4 separate regions of the Homo sapiens genome follow, and regions 2, 3 and 4 are each linked to region 1. Evidence: chromatin loops called from intact Hi-C (ENCODE). Cell type or tissue: endothelial cell of umbilical vein. All regions are shown on one strand. Links, peaks and the distances in the headings refer to the core of each region. The heading gives the core; the rest is flanking DNA.

Region 1 (3,543 bases), core at 505-3,004:
GAAAGCAGCAGACCCCTGTTCCATGACAGGATCTAGAGGAAGGTAACAGGTCTTTGGCATTTTAACTCAGATTTGCTACATTTACAGAGATGAGGGCCATTGCAAATGGCATCATTGTGAAAATTAGAAACTATTAATTTACGTACAGAAATTCTCCGAACACAAAAGTCTTTATTCTCTTTTTCCATGTAACCAGACCGTAGCAAGGAGTCACTGACTGGGAAGCAGGAGTCGGCCTGAAGCCAGGAGGGCCGAGCACACAAAGAGCCATGTGGCTCAAGGGGGAGATGGACATGCGTGCCCTTTTCAAGTTTCTGAAATCAGTGTATTTCTGAAGAATCATTTAAATAAGCTCACCAGCGTGTTTTATTTTGTGAAATGTGGGGCATGCCGGTTATGAAATGGGGACTCTGAAATGTGATACATCCATCTTAACCAGCTCAGGGTTTATTCAATTCTTCCAGCCCTAATCCTATTAACTCTCATGCACAAAGGAAATACAGGACTCCTCTCTGATGATTCTACCCAGGCCTCCTGGCATTTGGAAACCAAACTTTAAATTTTACAAATGATGTCTACTAGTTCATTAAAAACTAATCATAATAATGTTTTTAATAAACTAATAGGCTTTACATGTAAAATCTAAAATTTGAAGGTAGCTTCAAGCATCAAGGAAGCTACCTTTCAAAATTTTAGATTGTTTACTTTAAGAAAAGGCATTAGAAGAGATTGATGATTTCAATCAGTATATAGAATTGTAGGATTTTTATAAAAACAATTTATTTGAATATGGAAATTTTTGGTGTGAAGTACATCAAATATAAGTCTTTTTCAAACCAAATCTTTGGTTTTACAAATAAAGCTTATTGGTTGATTAAAAATACAGCCAGCATCAATGTAACCAGTGTTCAAATTGGATTTTTTAGACTGTTTACTTAAGGGATTTTGAAGAGTTTGGTGACTCATAATCAGTTTATAAAATGTGAGGATTTTTTAATAGCAGCCTTATTTAAAATAAGTCAAAATGTTGGTGTGAAATGCATGAAACTTATTTCTGGCTGTATGTCATTTGGACATAAATCTAACCCAGCAAAATTCCAAGATCTAATTATGATGCTATGGGAAGCTAATCTCATTGCAGTGAAGATGAGCTAATGACACATTAGTCCATATTGTATTATATACTTTTCAGTCTGCTGCCTGCTATTTTGATTAAATTTACTTCCTACCATTCAGATTTGAAACAGCAAAGCCTTTCTGTTATTACCTATCAAGTTTATAAAGCTTTTCTCTGAAATTTTGAAGTGTTTTAGATTTCCTTCACTTAACAAAATTTTATACAACGCTTAATGTAAAATCACAGAAGATTTGCATTTATCCCCTTTCTGTTTAGAAGTACTTGCTATTTCCAGGTACCAGGCTGTAGTCAGCACGGCCCACTCTCGGCCGAGGTGGCCTGGAATGTCTAGTCATTTCAGTTTACGTAACAGTTTCCCTGGCCTGTTTGCTTTCAGAGGTCACTTCAGTGTCAGCCTCAGCAGTCCACGTATAAGTCTGCCTGTTCCACACGATTCACAGAGGGAAAGAAAATACTGTATCTGAGGCATTCTTCCTACTTTGCGTAGCCCATATTATTTGAATGTACATTAAAACAGTGATAACATTCACCTCATACACTGAAGAGTAGATTTGCTTTTCTTTCTGATTTCTTATTCTGTCAGACTCTTTTCCTGACTGGAAGACACCTAGTTTTCTAGCCAGGATAGCTGAATGCTCCCTTTGCAAACACCTTGGCCTGAAGTTAGAATGAAACTGTAGTCAGCACCCCTTATCATTCTTCAGAAAGTCTTCCCAGCCCTGATAGGATCTGTTCTGATTCGGAATATCAGGGAACATTTCTTGGTGAATAAACCTGGCTTCTTATATACTGGTGCAGTCACTTCCCTGTAACGAGGTAATTTAAGCCAGTTGCCTTTCATTTCAACCATGTCAAAGTATCAAATAAAGCTATAACTTCAGACCAGCCAGGAAAATGAGAGGCCGGACAGAGTAACATGTTTATAATATAAATCCTTCCTGTTTTCTCAACCCATGCTCCCCTGGCTGTTTTCCATTCTGACAGAACACTCTGGAGATTTGCCTACAGACAGTGACCACCAATTTAAAGATTTGTTGATGACTAAGAAAAATTCCAAAGCTGCAAATGAACGAATCCAATGCTGACTAAAACAACTGACCAAAATTACTAATTCCTAGGCTGCTTTAGCACGAATGGTCATAACAACTGGGATAGCAGGCCTGTGTCACTCATTCCCTAGTAAAGCAGCTTGGAGGCCACAGGTGACTTCCTCTTCTTTCCAGACTGAGATGTACCAGAAATAGTGCAGTTCACCAGTTTGGGGAAGGCAGTTGTCTGGGAGTAATCATACCTGCAAATCACTTGATCTCAAGGACTGTGCTTGCTGACTTGAGAACATCTATTTTCTTCAATTTTAGATGTAACACGGCTACCTTGTACTCACTTTGAGTCTCACCGAATTCCCGTGCATTGAGGGTCCACTGGAATTCTTTGTTCATGGGCATTTTGACTGCTAGTATGGATGAGGTGGTGAGAAATGGTGGCAGACACACATAATTTGTGTGTCCCATATTTTCATTTTGCACCAAGCTTCTTTGCTCCCATGCATGCTCCATTGCTGCATCAGATTTCACTTACAAAGCGTAGGTCCAAAGATAACATTAACAGGAGTTTCAAGACAGTGACAGCAGATCATTAAACCAAGTGTGGGATGAGTGGGGCCTTGTGACTACACAGGCCAATGCAGTGGAAGCTCCCTATGTTACCTTCCCTGATTTCATTCCTTTCCCTGCCCCTCTCCCAGCAACCACTATAATTTTCTATTCTCATGTGTATCTTTATTATTTTACTTCATGTGTATTCGGAATGTATTTAGTATTGCTTGCCATATTTTAAAACTTAATGTGGACAGTGTCATTAGGAACCTGCAGCTTGTTTTTTCCTCTCAAAACGTTTACTGTATGTTTTTGGCCAGGCATGGGGGCTCTCGCCTATAATCCCAGCACTTTGGGAGGCCAGTGCAGGTGGATCACTTGAGGTCAGGAGTTCGAGACCAGCCTGGCCAGCATGGTGAAACCCCTTCTCTACTAAAAATACAAAAATTAGCTGGGCATGGTGGTGTGTACCTGTAATTCCAGCTACTTGGGAGGCTGAGGCAAGATAATCCCTGGAACCTGGGAGGCAGAGGCTGCAGTGAGCCAAGACTGCGCCACTTCACTCAAACCTGGGTGACAGAGCAAGACTCCGTCTCAAAAAATAAAAATAAAAAATAAATAAAAATAAAGACATTTGCTGTATGTTTTAAAAATTTGTCCATGTTGCTGTGGCAATAGCCTTTGTGTCCAGTTTAATTTTATGTGTCTGAAGTTCCAAGTTTTTGATCCTTTAAGTTGTTGACTGTTAGTGAATGCCCTATTTCTAGCTTGGGTGGGGTGCATGTAGTGATTAGCTTTTGAGGCTGTATT
Region 2 (3,543 bases), core at 700-3,199, 62 kb after region 1:
TGGTTCTGACTCAGTAGGGCAGAGTGTGATGGCCTCCCCTCCCCCAGAGTGAGTCCAGGCAGCACTTCTAGTTATGTGCACACAGAATCATCTGGGTTGCATTAGCAGGCCCCGCTGGAAACAGTCCTTAACAAAATTGAGGGCTGGGGAAAATCGGAGGTGAACGGTGGGGCCTTCCCCATCCTGTGCAGAAAGACAAAGCAGGAAAAGAGGACAGATCAAAGTGGAAATGGTCCCAAGGGAAGCCCACTCTCTCCAGACCAGGTGTGTGTCGGTGGGATGGGTGGGTTCCAGAACAAGGCGACCTCCGCCAAACAGCAGGCCCAGCTCCACGGCCAGCAGCACAAGCGAGCGTGCACGGTTGGTTTTTTGTTTTAGGCACTAAGAGGCTCCAGTGGCCTTTAGGTTTCTGATGGAAGCAAGGTGAGAGCAGGGGCAGGCTATCTTGTCCCCCATTGAAACAAAGTGAGCCATTGCACCAGGACCACAACAGTGACTGTGTTTTGTGCATGTGTGTCTGTGTGTCTGTGGCTGAGCAGCTGGCCCCCTATGAGGCCCGGGAGCAGCAGGAGCTGAGGGCTTGTCTGCGCTGGCGTCGCCTCCAGGACGAGATGCAATGCTCCCCCGAGGAGATGCAGGTGTTAAGGTAAAGCTGCATGGTGATCCACAGCCCTCTCATTCCCCTCCTTCTTTCCTTCAAGACACCTCCCTGCCAACTGATGACATCTGCTGTGTTTCCTTTTTAAATTAAGTTGGGGTGGGCTTCTTGTCCCCCAGATGTGATGGTTATGTTCTAAGTCTTTCAGGGCATGCGTTTCGATTTGCCTTCCGTCATTTTCCTGGTGACTGTTTAGGAAAAAACTAGCATGAGGCCATTTCCGGGGGTCAGATCCTTCGTTTGAAGTTCTAACAGTCACTTTACGTGGTGGCTGCGGATGTGGCGAGGGTTGGGGTTTGGCAGCCTGGCAGACAGTAAACCTATAAAGCCAAAGGGGAAAAAAATCTTTAGGAAAATATTGATTCCTAAGTGTTTAGTGGTCACAGATGTATGTGTCAATGGGCCCTTTTGTTTCCATCGTAGCCCAGCAGGAAGCCTCTGCTGCTCCCCTGTGCAGCAGGATTCCATGGCCAGCTCCTGAGTTTTGTTTGTAGACTGTGGCTTGTGGCATGTGCAGGATTATTTCATGCCATTTTTCCACGTTTGTCCCTCTCTGCTTTGCTCCTTTTCTTTGTGAAATGTTTATCTGAAACCTGGTACCTAGGCTCCGGGAGCACTGTGGTTGCTATGGCAACAGGAGGTTCCATCACCTCCCCTCCTCTTCCACTAGAGTCAGATGTTGGTAATCTGCCATCAAACAGGTGGGGAGGGATGGCCATCCAGGAACTGCTCCTCTCCTCGCCTGTTCTTAGATGGCCGCCCTGAAGGCCCATCTACTTTCCCAGGCAGAGGCCTGCCTTGGATGGTTCTGCTGTTGTTGTTTGTTTTTAAATATACACCCCCACTTCGCCTGACTGTGACTGAAGCCTAACGCAAATGCACCCCAGGGAGGGAGCTGGCTGGGACTTTTGTGCAGCACTGCAGAATGTTGGGGTATGGCAAGCTGCACCCTTCCCACAGCAAAGTTCCCTGCGCTTGCACGCTAAGGCGGACTCCCAAGTTGACTCATCCATTGTTTCGGAAAGGAGATCTAGCGGAGGGAAGTGGAGCGGGCCAGGAGCCAGGAGACCTGTGTTCCCGCCCCAAAGCCATTGTTCCAGCATCTTTTCTCTTGGCCAATGCTGATTGATCCAGGCAGGACAGCTACTCCTATGGCCAAAGTGAACATGGCCCCTGCTCTCACAGAGCTTCCACTTAGCAGGGACATGGCTACAGGTACCGGCCGGTCACAGGTGGTGCGCAGCACTGTGAGCAGACTGCTCGGTGATGTCCATACTAACTGGAGGGCGGCGCATAAGGAGGTGGGGAATTTCTCTCTGAAAATGAGCTGCCTTGTGCATAGCCTGCCTGAGGTGGGAAAGGCCTTCATGTGCCTTAGGGACAGAAAGAAGGGCAGTGTGGCTGGAAAAGGGACTGAGGGCAGGGGCCAAGAGAGGCAGGCAGGAGCCAGGTCACACGAGTCTTTCCCCAAGTTCTTCAGAAGCTGCTCCAGGACCTTCAGCAGGAAGGTGGTATGATCTGCTCAGTATTTGGACGGTGCTGCTCTGCTGCTGTGTGGAGAGCACCACAGGCAGCCGACGGAAAGCCAGGAGAACGGTTGCAGCCTTGCAGTAGTCCATGCAAGAGGCCCTGGAGTGCCTGTGACAGATGCAAGACGCAGACCTATTTGAAATGTGTTTTGGCTGTGGAACGGGCAGGTCTTTGGTTGATTGAATGTGGAGAAGAGGAAAATGAGTGTATCCAGAATGACTTTGAGGTTTTTGAGTTGGACAGTTGGGTAGATGGTGATCCCATTTGTGTGATGGTAAAGACATGAGGAGGAGCTTGGAAGGAAAATGAAGTTTCCAGCTTTGCATGTGTTAAGTTTGTGATGACCAATAGATATTCAATATTATGAACTTTGGAGATTACAATTCAGGAGCTCACTGGAGAGACTGGAACATTCAGCCTATAAAACCCTTTAAATCTTGAACACAGTGAAATCCTCAGGGAGAGAGGAAAGTGAGAGAAGAGGTCAGGAGGAAGAGGGGGAGCCAACAGAGGACTCTGGGGAAACCATTATGTGTTTCCCCAGAGAAAACCAGGGCACTAGGGGCCATGGAAGCCAGAAAAGAAGCTGAGGCAAGCAGGTGGGAGTGGCTGATGTTGGAAGCTGCCTGGGGGATGAAGAGGGGCGAAAGAGAGAGAAGTGGGACTACATGGGTGATGGAGAAGGAAGTCAGGCTGAAGTGGACAGGAGCATGGATGGGAAGTCAGGAAGCGGGGCTGGTAACTGTAGGCTCTGTGAGAGGGGGTGTGTTGGCCCAGGAAGCGAGACTGGGAAGGTAGCAGAGGGACATGAGGGCCAGAGAGGTTTGCTTTCAGGTAGGGCGCCCAGGAGCATGCTTACCTGCGAGCTGCCTCACTGTGCAAATCCCTTCACCTCTTAAAGGCTCAGTCCCTCCACCTAAGAGGTCATTTCCATTACGTCTCTTAGTCCCTTTGATCCCTTTGGTTTTGCATAACCATAGTCCTTCAGTGGGGTAGGGGCATCTCAGTAAATGTGAGTTTTGGTGAACTGTGTTTCCAACTTGTAAGCAAGTTAGACTGCACCCTGGGAAGTCAGTTCACACATGAGGAGGGCCTCATCTCTGGCTTCCCTGGAGCCTGAGTCAACCAAGCTTCTGATGGCCAAGATCTTTTCCTTTGTGTGTGGAGTTGGGAGAACAATCTAGTATTTTTAGACCTTTGTACTAGACAGTTTTTTATGGCATTTGCTTTTCTTTGTCTTCGTATTCAGAAATTTTGTTTGCCTAAATTTAGGCTAACCATGAATTGACTGCATTTGAAAGGCTTATTGCACATCAATAAGGAAAATATTGTTATCAGATGTACTTACAATGAGG
Region 3 (3,543 bases), core at 626-3,125, 62 kb before region 1:
CCCCTCCCCTACCCTGGTCCTTTTCCAAATCACTGTTCCAGGGGAGAGGGACTTTAATTCTTTGCTGAGAAAAATCACTAGTTTGCCTTTCAGATGCTTTCCTCAGTGGGTGTGTGTGGGCTTTCAGTTTTTGTTTCATTGTGTTTTTGCCTTCCATGAAGACTGAATCTGCCATATCAGGAACCGTAAAGTATACATTTCTTGACTTGACTACTATGATGTCTGTATGAAGATATGCATGCATTTAAAATGCATCTCTGAAGTACACACAGCTCTCTTCCTGTTGGTTTAATTAATATTCTACTGTTTTCATTGTGTCCTCGTATGTTCTCAGAGTCTCTGCTGGGGATTGACTGGCAAGCCTAGTTTCTTAATTTTGAGAAATAATGAAAGGAGCTCATCATCACACTTACACTCTCTGTTATAACAGCAGTAACGTTAATGGAATCATATTCTAGAACCAGGCATATGACAGTTGCTTAAAAATTAACACCTTAATCTTACCTTTGTATGTGTGTATAGGAAATGCTTTGCTTTGCATTTGTCTCTCAGCAGTTCACAATTACATGTCATGGCATAGTTAGGTTGGCAGAACTACCTAGCTGTCGTCCATATATGTTCTTTTTTTTCCTTGTATTTGAATTTCAAGAATCTCTTGCAACTTATTTCAGAGTGGTTTTCTGTGAAGAGCACTGAAGTTAAAAAACCATGTGCTGTGTAGTTCTGCTTCATGGCTCAGCTGTTCACATGCATCTTCACCCTTCATCCCACTGGGAAAATTGAGGGGAAAAAAATGACTATAGTGTGGCCGATGACAGGTGACAGATTGTTTGAGCTTTTCCCCACCTGTTCTATACCAGATAATCTTGATAATTTGGTTATTGTTTATTTATTCTTGCAATAAATATTTATCAAGCGTATACTGTGTGCCAGATAGTACTTACGATGCAAAGCCTACAAGGGTGAACGAGATAGAGGAGGCCTCTGTCCTTATGAAATGGACATTCTAGTCAGGGGAGAAAATTAGTGTACGTGAAACAAGTAATTAAGATGTATGCTATGAAGAAAATAAAATCAAGTAAGTGTCACAGTGGGAGAATCAATAGCATCGTTAGGGTGAGAGGGAAAAGCTTCCTTAAAGGGTGACATTTGGGCTAAGACTGAAGAATAAAAAGGAATCAGCTTTGTGACCATCTGGTGGAAAAGCACTCCGGTCCACAGGCCTCAAGGTGGGAACCACTCTCATGGGTTGGAGGAGTAGAATGAAGGCCAGGATGGTGGCAGGTCAGTGAGGTCTTAAAATGGCTTTCCTTAGCCCCGTTCTTAGTGAGCTTGGGTGCCAGGAGCAAGTGAGTCACTAAGAAATGGCAAGATTAAGTCAGGTCCATCATTCTAGGCAGACGGGTTATGGGAAGAGATCAAATTTTTTTTTTTTTTTCTTGGGACCGTAGATACCTATACCATCTCCCGACTGGCTAATGAGAACCTGATTGGCTTAGCAGCTGCTGTTCTTGAGCAGAATTCTCCATGGCTGAAGCTATCAGAACACCTGGCACCCAGACGGGCAACCGTCCCTTTGTAGAGAAGGGAGAAGTCTCAGATCACCACGTTTTCTTCCCCTGGCAGCTGTTGATTGATTCTTTGCAAGGGTTTTTGACATCGTTGGTCACAGAGAGGGAAGCTGTGTCTCATCCTAGTTTTATTTGCTCATCCTAGTTTGAAAGGTTTTTTGTTTTTTGTTTTTTGTTTTTTTTTTTAAAAAAAGCAACAACAACTGAATGAAAATAGGATTGACAATTAAAGACCATAGAAAAAATTATCAATTATTAAAATCTTCACAACATGCTTCACTATGAGGAAAAACTATAAAGCTCCCTATTACACAAGGCTTATTCTTAAAAGGTTTGATTGTGCAATAAAAGACTTCTGAATGTTTATACTAGTTCCTGACTATTGCATGCACAATTTTCTTAAGTACCTCAATTTGCAAATAAACGGTATGCACGTACATGCCCAAGAATGAATGTAACCAGCCTTTTCCTCCACTCCCTCCTCCCGGGTTAGACAGGGTGTTGTCCTGTTTATTCTTATCTCCCAGCCAATGTGTAATAGAATAAGCAAAACATAACATGCTGGTACAAAGGGCCTGTTGTTTTCAGCTTTCTAATTATGCTCCTTTCTGCTGGGGAAGGAAGCAGTCATAAATTTCTGTCATTATCTTAAGTAGCAAGGTTTCACAGCTTTGAGAATTTTTCTTTGTTTGTTCTTTGTTGGCTTTACTTGAATTTTTGATCCCTCAAACCAAAACCACCCTACTTTTAAACAATCCTTCTTTAGATTTCAGGGGATGTGACCCCCTGATTTCAAGGCAAGATGCAGCCATAGTGATTCTTTGCCTCAGGAATCAGATTTTGAGCCTTAAATTAGTATGCCTTTGAATTCACCATGGCTGCCAACTTCTCTACTTTCTCCGATGTGCTGCATATTTTTGTTTTGTGTGTGGGTTTTGTTTCTTGTTATTGTTGTCGTTTCTTTCTCAGATTTTAATAAATTCTCAATTTTCTTTCTGCATGGATTGTTTTTTAAAAAGATGTTGAATGGGCATTTCTTTCCCCTGTTGTGTGGTATAACTCTTCTCTGCTTTTTCAAACAGGTGGGTGTGAATGATAGAAAGCAGCTCATACCATCCTTTTTTTCTGTAAAATTTTAATCCCTTGTTTACTGGCAACCCTGCTGTTGCTGTAGAGATGAACAAACAGAATGAGTTGTGAGCTGTGAGGCACATGCAAGGTGATTTATGCCCATGTGTGCTTCCCCTTTGTTGCTTTCTTTGTGTTCACTTTCTCCATTTTCTCTTTTATTTCAATTATCCTTCTTGAGAAAATTATTTGACTTTATTTGCGTCCTATGTTATAGGTAGGGGCTTTCCCCTTCTAATGTGTTCTGGTTCTTTCATTTTTGTGTTCCTGAAATAGTAACTGGTATTCATAAAGTGATGTTCTTCTGGGACCCTGAAAGCCCTTGGCCAGGATTATTTTGTTCGTCTTGACAATACCACTTTGTACTAAGCAAGGTAGGTAGTGAGAATGTGTGTGTATGTTCCATTTTTTACAGAGCGGGTATTAAGAGGATATATAATGTCCCAAAGTCACTTAGAAGCAGGAAGTCAGGGAGACAAGTAAAATGGCCTCATCTTGTGATGGCTGTCAAGAGTCTGGTGGTCCAGACTTAGGCAAGGCTGATGTGTAACTGTTTCTAAGGCAGTGAGTGCTTGATTTAGGGTCTCCACACAGAAACCATACTGACCCTGTGAGTGAAGATATCATTGAAGATCAGCATTCACTGTGGGCTGGCTTTGAGGCAGCCATAGAATCTGGATACCAGGCAAATTCCTGGATCACATGAGTTCTTGGGGGCCAGGCTCTCTCTCTTCTGTTGGAGCAACAGGCAGAGTGAACTCACAGCTTTTGGGTTAACTAGAATCTTCTTTTTGCCATTAAACAGCTGTGTTGCTTGTCAGATCGAGAAGTAGCATCTTATCAT
Region 4 (3,543 bases), core at 708-3,207, 85 kb after region 1:
AGGCGTGGGGAAGGGAAAGGGCACGTCAATCTCAGTTGTTGCATTTGGTGCCAAGTACAACAGAAACCAAGGGCATTTGAGCTCAGATGACCTTGGTAACTTGATCTCTCACATTCCATGTATTCCAGCCAAAGAAATAAACACCAGAGTGTAATGTCTAAGAGATACTGAACACTTTTGCTTTTATGGAATGCTTCCACATGACCTGAGCCTCACTGCAGACTTTACAGGTGAGGAAGCTGAGCTTCAGGGAGGGTAAGCAATTCCTCTAAGGTTCTCCACTTAGTACTTGGCACAGCCAAGATGGGGACCTGGATCTTGGGGGGGCCCCAGAGTGTAGCAAGGACTTTGGTGTTCTGTGGACCTGGGTTCTTAACCTCGACTCTGCCACTAACCAGTTTTGTGGTCTTCTCTAGGACTCACTTTCTTTAACTTTTAAATGGGCATAAACAGGATGTGGCCTCATCAGGATCTTATGAGGGAAGAGGGTGTGATGCATAATAAGAAGAGCTTGGCTGAGTACCTGGCACAGAGGATAACCAGGAAACGTTAGCTGTTAGTACTAGTCCAGTTAGAAACGAATCTGGCTACAATTATTGCAGCAATAAAGCAATGGTTGACTTAAACAAATGGTAGTTATCTTTCACACACAATACAAAGTCAGAAGGCAGGCATCCCCAGGCTGGCCAGGAGCAGCATGATGATAGTAAAGGCTGTTTGCCTTCCTTCAGTCCATTCTGCTCTCCACAGAATCCTGGTTTGCTGCCTCATGGTTGCAAGATGGCCATCACTGCTCCATCCACCAGGCTTGTGGGGAAGAGGTGCGGTAGCAGTCACATTTTCCCCCTTTATAAGGAAAGCAAAAGCTTTCCCAGAACCCCACCCAGCATGGAATCACAGCAGACATCTGCTTTTTTCATTTTGGCCTGGACTAAGTGCCACAGCTGCAAGAGACACTTAGAAAATGAGCATTAGCTTTTCAGATTCAGTCATACAAGTGGCAAGGAAGAAGGCAAATGAGAATGGGAGTAGACCGACCAGTTGGATTTGCCACAGCCCTTCCTGCCTCTCACACTGTCATTTTAAAAAAAATTTTGCATTGGTCCTCAGGTGCATAGGGCTTAGTTCATCCTAGTCGTGTGCCAGTGGCACATGAGTGGCAAAGCCCCTTTTCTAGACTGATGGCCTTTCCTGCTCGCAAGTGTATGCTGTTTCATGTACGTGCATCGCTTAAGTTTTTAAATGAAACATAACATAGATACATTAAAGTGCACAAGTCTTTGCTAGATGGCTCAAAGGATTTTTATGATTTATCCCCATGAAAGTACATTCAGATCAATCTATAGAACAGTCCCAGCATCTCAGAAACCTTCCTGTTTCTCTGCTGTCTGTCAACACTCCCTCCCAAGGTGACCATTATTCTGATCTCTATCCCCATAGGTCAGTTTTGCCTGTTCTTGGATTTCATTGACATGGACTTGTACATGTGTGTGTGCACTTCGTGGACCTGACTTCTTTGGCTGACCTGTGAGAGTCATCTGTGTTACTGTGTGTGGTTGTAGTTCATCTGCTTTCTCCGGTACTTTGTCTCTCTACGCAGACCTGGTATTAGTAGCATTGTGAGAACCAGAGTAGCACAGAGATGGAAGTTTCCTGTTTCCATTCATAGAGTGTCATTTCCTCCTAGAAACCACCCCCTCTGATTTCTTGCAAAGCTTGCCTGTGCACTGCCCTCTCCAGCAGCAAGCTGCTATCAAAGGAATCTCTTGGGGACTTGTATATTGGCTTTGAATGCTGTCAGCAGGAAGAATTTTCTTGAGCACTTCTTCATTTGGAGAGGATGGAAGAAGAGAGTTAGAGAGGGATGCTTTCGGGAAGGACATTTTTAGGCAAAGGAAAAAACAGCAACTGAAGGCGTCATTGGGAACTGGAACCTGGAAGCCAGCCTTCTGAGCAGAGATTTACATCATTCTTCTGTGTTCCTCCCCTTCGAGCAGTCTCAATTCAGGGCTCAAGGGCAAAAAAGACGCACGGCAACTCTGCCTGTCTTAGGGCTGGGCAACCTAGTTTGAGTTCAGACTGACTCTTGAGAAGTCTCCCTTCCCCCAGACAGTGGGTGATGGGCTTTCCTTATCAAAGCTAGTGTGGCTTTCTTACAAAAACATTGCATGGCAGGACAAACCTGAGAGCAGTGAAAAAAGCTGATTCTTTTCAGGGGAGTCTTAAATGAAGATGAAATGGATTAGTTATTCTTACAAGTGTGGGCATGTAGGTAAGTCAGGGATCGAGTAGAAAAATGAAAAGTATGCAGTTAGCTCTGATGGTTTTCATCATCATCTTTCCTTTAGGTATCTGCTGATTCTGTGCCTTGTGTCTGCTGGGATAATGTCCCAGAGTATTCAGCTAAGACTTAATCAGGGATCCTGTTTGCTAAAATGGAATATTTTATTAAGTTTATTAGGTAATTTCTGTATCCCTGGCCCTTGCTAGGGGCTTTGCAATGTATTATTTCAGTTATTCTCTGCAGGATCAGGGAAGGTGGGTAGGATTATTCCCATTTTACAAGTGAGTAAATGAAGGTTAGTAAGTAACAGGTAGTAAGAAGTAAGGCTGCTAGTCTAAACTAGGTCTCATATTCCAAAGGCTGCATACCTTCTGCACCACCACACTACCTTTTAAAATAACCCCTTGCTTTTCTGATGCACCAACCCTCTCGTGGTTCCTTGCCTTCCTTCACCTCAACACTCCTCAGTGTTGATCCAGTGAGTGGCCGGTTTTAGAACAGCCGAAAGCTGTAAATACCTCCTCACTTATTTTGATTCAGCTGTTGAAGCTATACTGTAACACTGCACAAATCTTTACTAGATGGCCCAAAGGATCTGTTACATTTTATTTAAAATATTTAAAATTTTAAAGCCAAATAGCACAGTGGAAAAGATCTTCATGGAGAATAAGGAGTCGCTGGTTTCAGTCCTAATGTCACTACAAATCAAAACAAGGCATAAAGCTGGGCGTGGTGGCTCACACCTGTAATCCCAACGCTTTGGGAGGCTGAGGTGGACGGATGGCTTGAGCTCAGGAGTTCGAGACCAGCCTGGCCAACATGGCGAAACCCCATCTCTACAGAAAAAAACAAAAATTAGCTGGGTACGGTGGCAGGCTTCTGTAATCCCAGCTACTTGGGAGGCTGAAGCAGAAGGATCATTTGAGCTCAGGAGGCAGAGGTTGCAGTGAGCCAAGATCGCACCACTGCGCTCCAGCCTGGGTGATGGGAGTGAAACCCTGACTCGAAGGAAAAAAAAGACTTTGAGTGGACCGTGACTATCCAGTCCAATCTTTTGGCTTCCCTGGGCCACATTGGAAGAAGAAGAATTGTCTTGGGCCATGTGTAAAATAAGCTAACACTAACGACAGCTGATAAGCTAAGGAAAAAATCGCAAAAAAATCTCGTAATGTTTTAAGAAGTTTATGAATTTGTGTTGGGCTGCATTCAAAGTCATCTTGGGCCACATGTGGCCCATGGATGGGCTGTGGGTTGGACAA

Evidence for each region. Peaks named below come from ENCODE experiments on the same cell type or tissue, not always from the same donor. Only the 100,000 strongest peaks of a DNase experiment are listed, where the experiment ranks them.
Region 2: it touches region 1 in a loop (4-fold over the local background); 22 of 110 quality-filtered maps call a loop at or near these places.
Region 3: it touches region 1 in a loop (3-fold over the local background); 36 of 110 quality-filtered maps call a loop at or near these places.
Region 4: a loop joins it to region 1, with 2.1 times the contacts of the local background. A loop is called at or near these places in 15 of 110 quality-filtered maps.

What each region holds. Positions count from the first base shown.
Region 1 is chr9:94,865,900-94,869,442 of GRCh38, forward strand. All of the region lies in intron 5 of AOPEP (aminopeptidase O (putative)), which reads left to right. Among named protein-coding and RNA genes, the nearest start is that of MIR2278, 58 kb to the left of the region's middle. RefSeq lists an enhancer at 221-390 and a cis regulatory region at 306. In endothelial cell of umbilical vein, for the core only: no CTCF peak of the experiment used is centred there; DNase peaks (open chromatin) are centred at 1,502 and 2,132; H3K27ac peaks cover 2,394 bases.
Region 2 is chr9:94,927,886-94,931,428 of GRCh38, forward strand. AOPEP (aminopeptidase O (putative)) reads left to right here. Exons shown (of 17, transcript NM_001193329.3): 7 at 540-646. AOPEP-AS1 (AOPEP antisense RNA 1) reads right to left here. Exons shown (of 2, transcript NR_147614.1): 2 at 1-978. Among named protein-coding and RNA genes, the nearest start is that of AOPEP-AS1, 16 kb to the right of the region's middle. RefSeq lists enhancers at 1-210, 211-999, 1,716-2,216. In endothelial cell of umbilical vein, for the core only: no CTCF peak of the experiment used is centred there; a DNase peak (open chromatin) is centred at 1,666; H3K27ac peaks cover 1,649 bases.
Region 3 is chr9:94,803,746-94,807,288 of GRCh38, forward strand. The region is part of intron 5 of AOPEP (aminopeptidase O (putative)); the gene reads left to right. Among named protein-coding and RNA genes, the nearest start is that of MIR2278, 4.4 kb to the right of the region's middle. In endothelial cell of umbilical vein, for the core only: no CTCF peak of the experiment used is centred there; DNase peaks (open chromatin) are centred at 2,176 and 2,696; H3K27ac peaks cover 1,332 bases.
Region 4 is chr9:94,951,036-94,954,578 of GRCh38, forward strand. All of the region lies in intron 7 of AOPEP (aminopeptidase O (putative)), which reads left to right. Among named protein-coding and RNA genes, the nearest start is that of AOPEP-AS1, 7.3 kb to the left of the region's middle. RefSeq lists a silencer at 1,478-1,707. In endothelial cell of umbilical vein, for the core only: no CTCF peak of the experiment used is centred there; a DNase peak (open chromatin) is centred at 1,686; H3K27ac peaks cover 1,046 bases.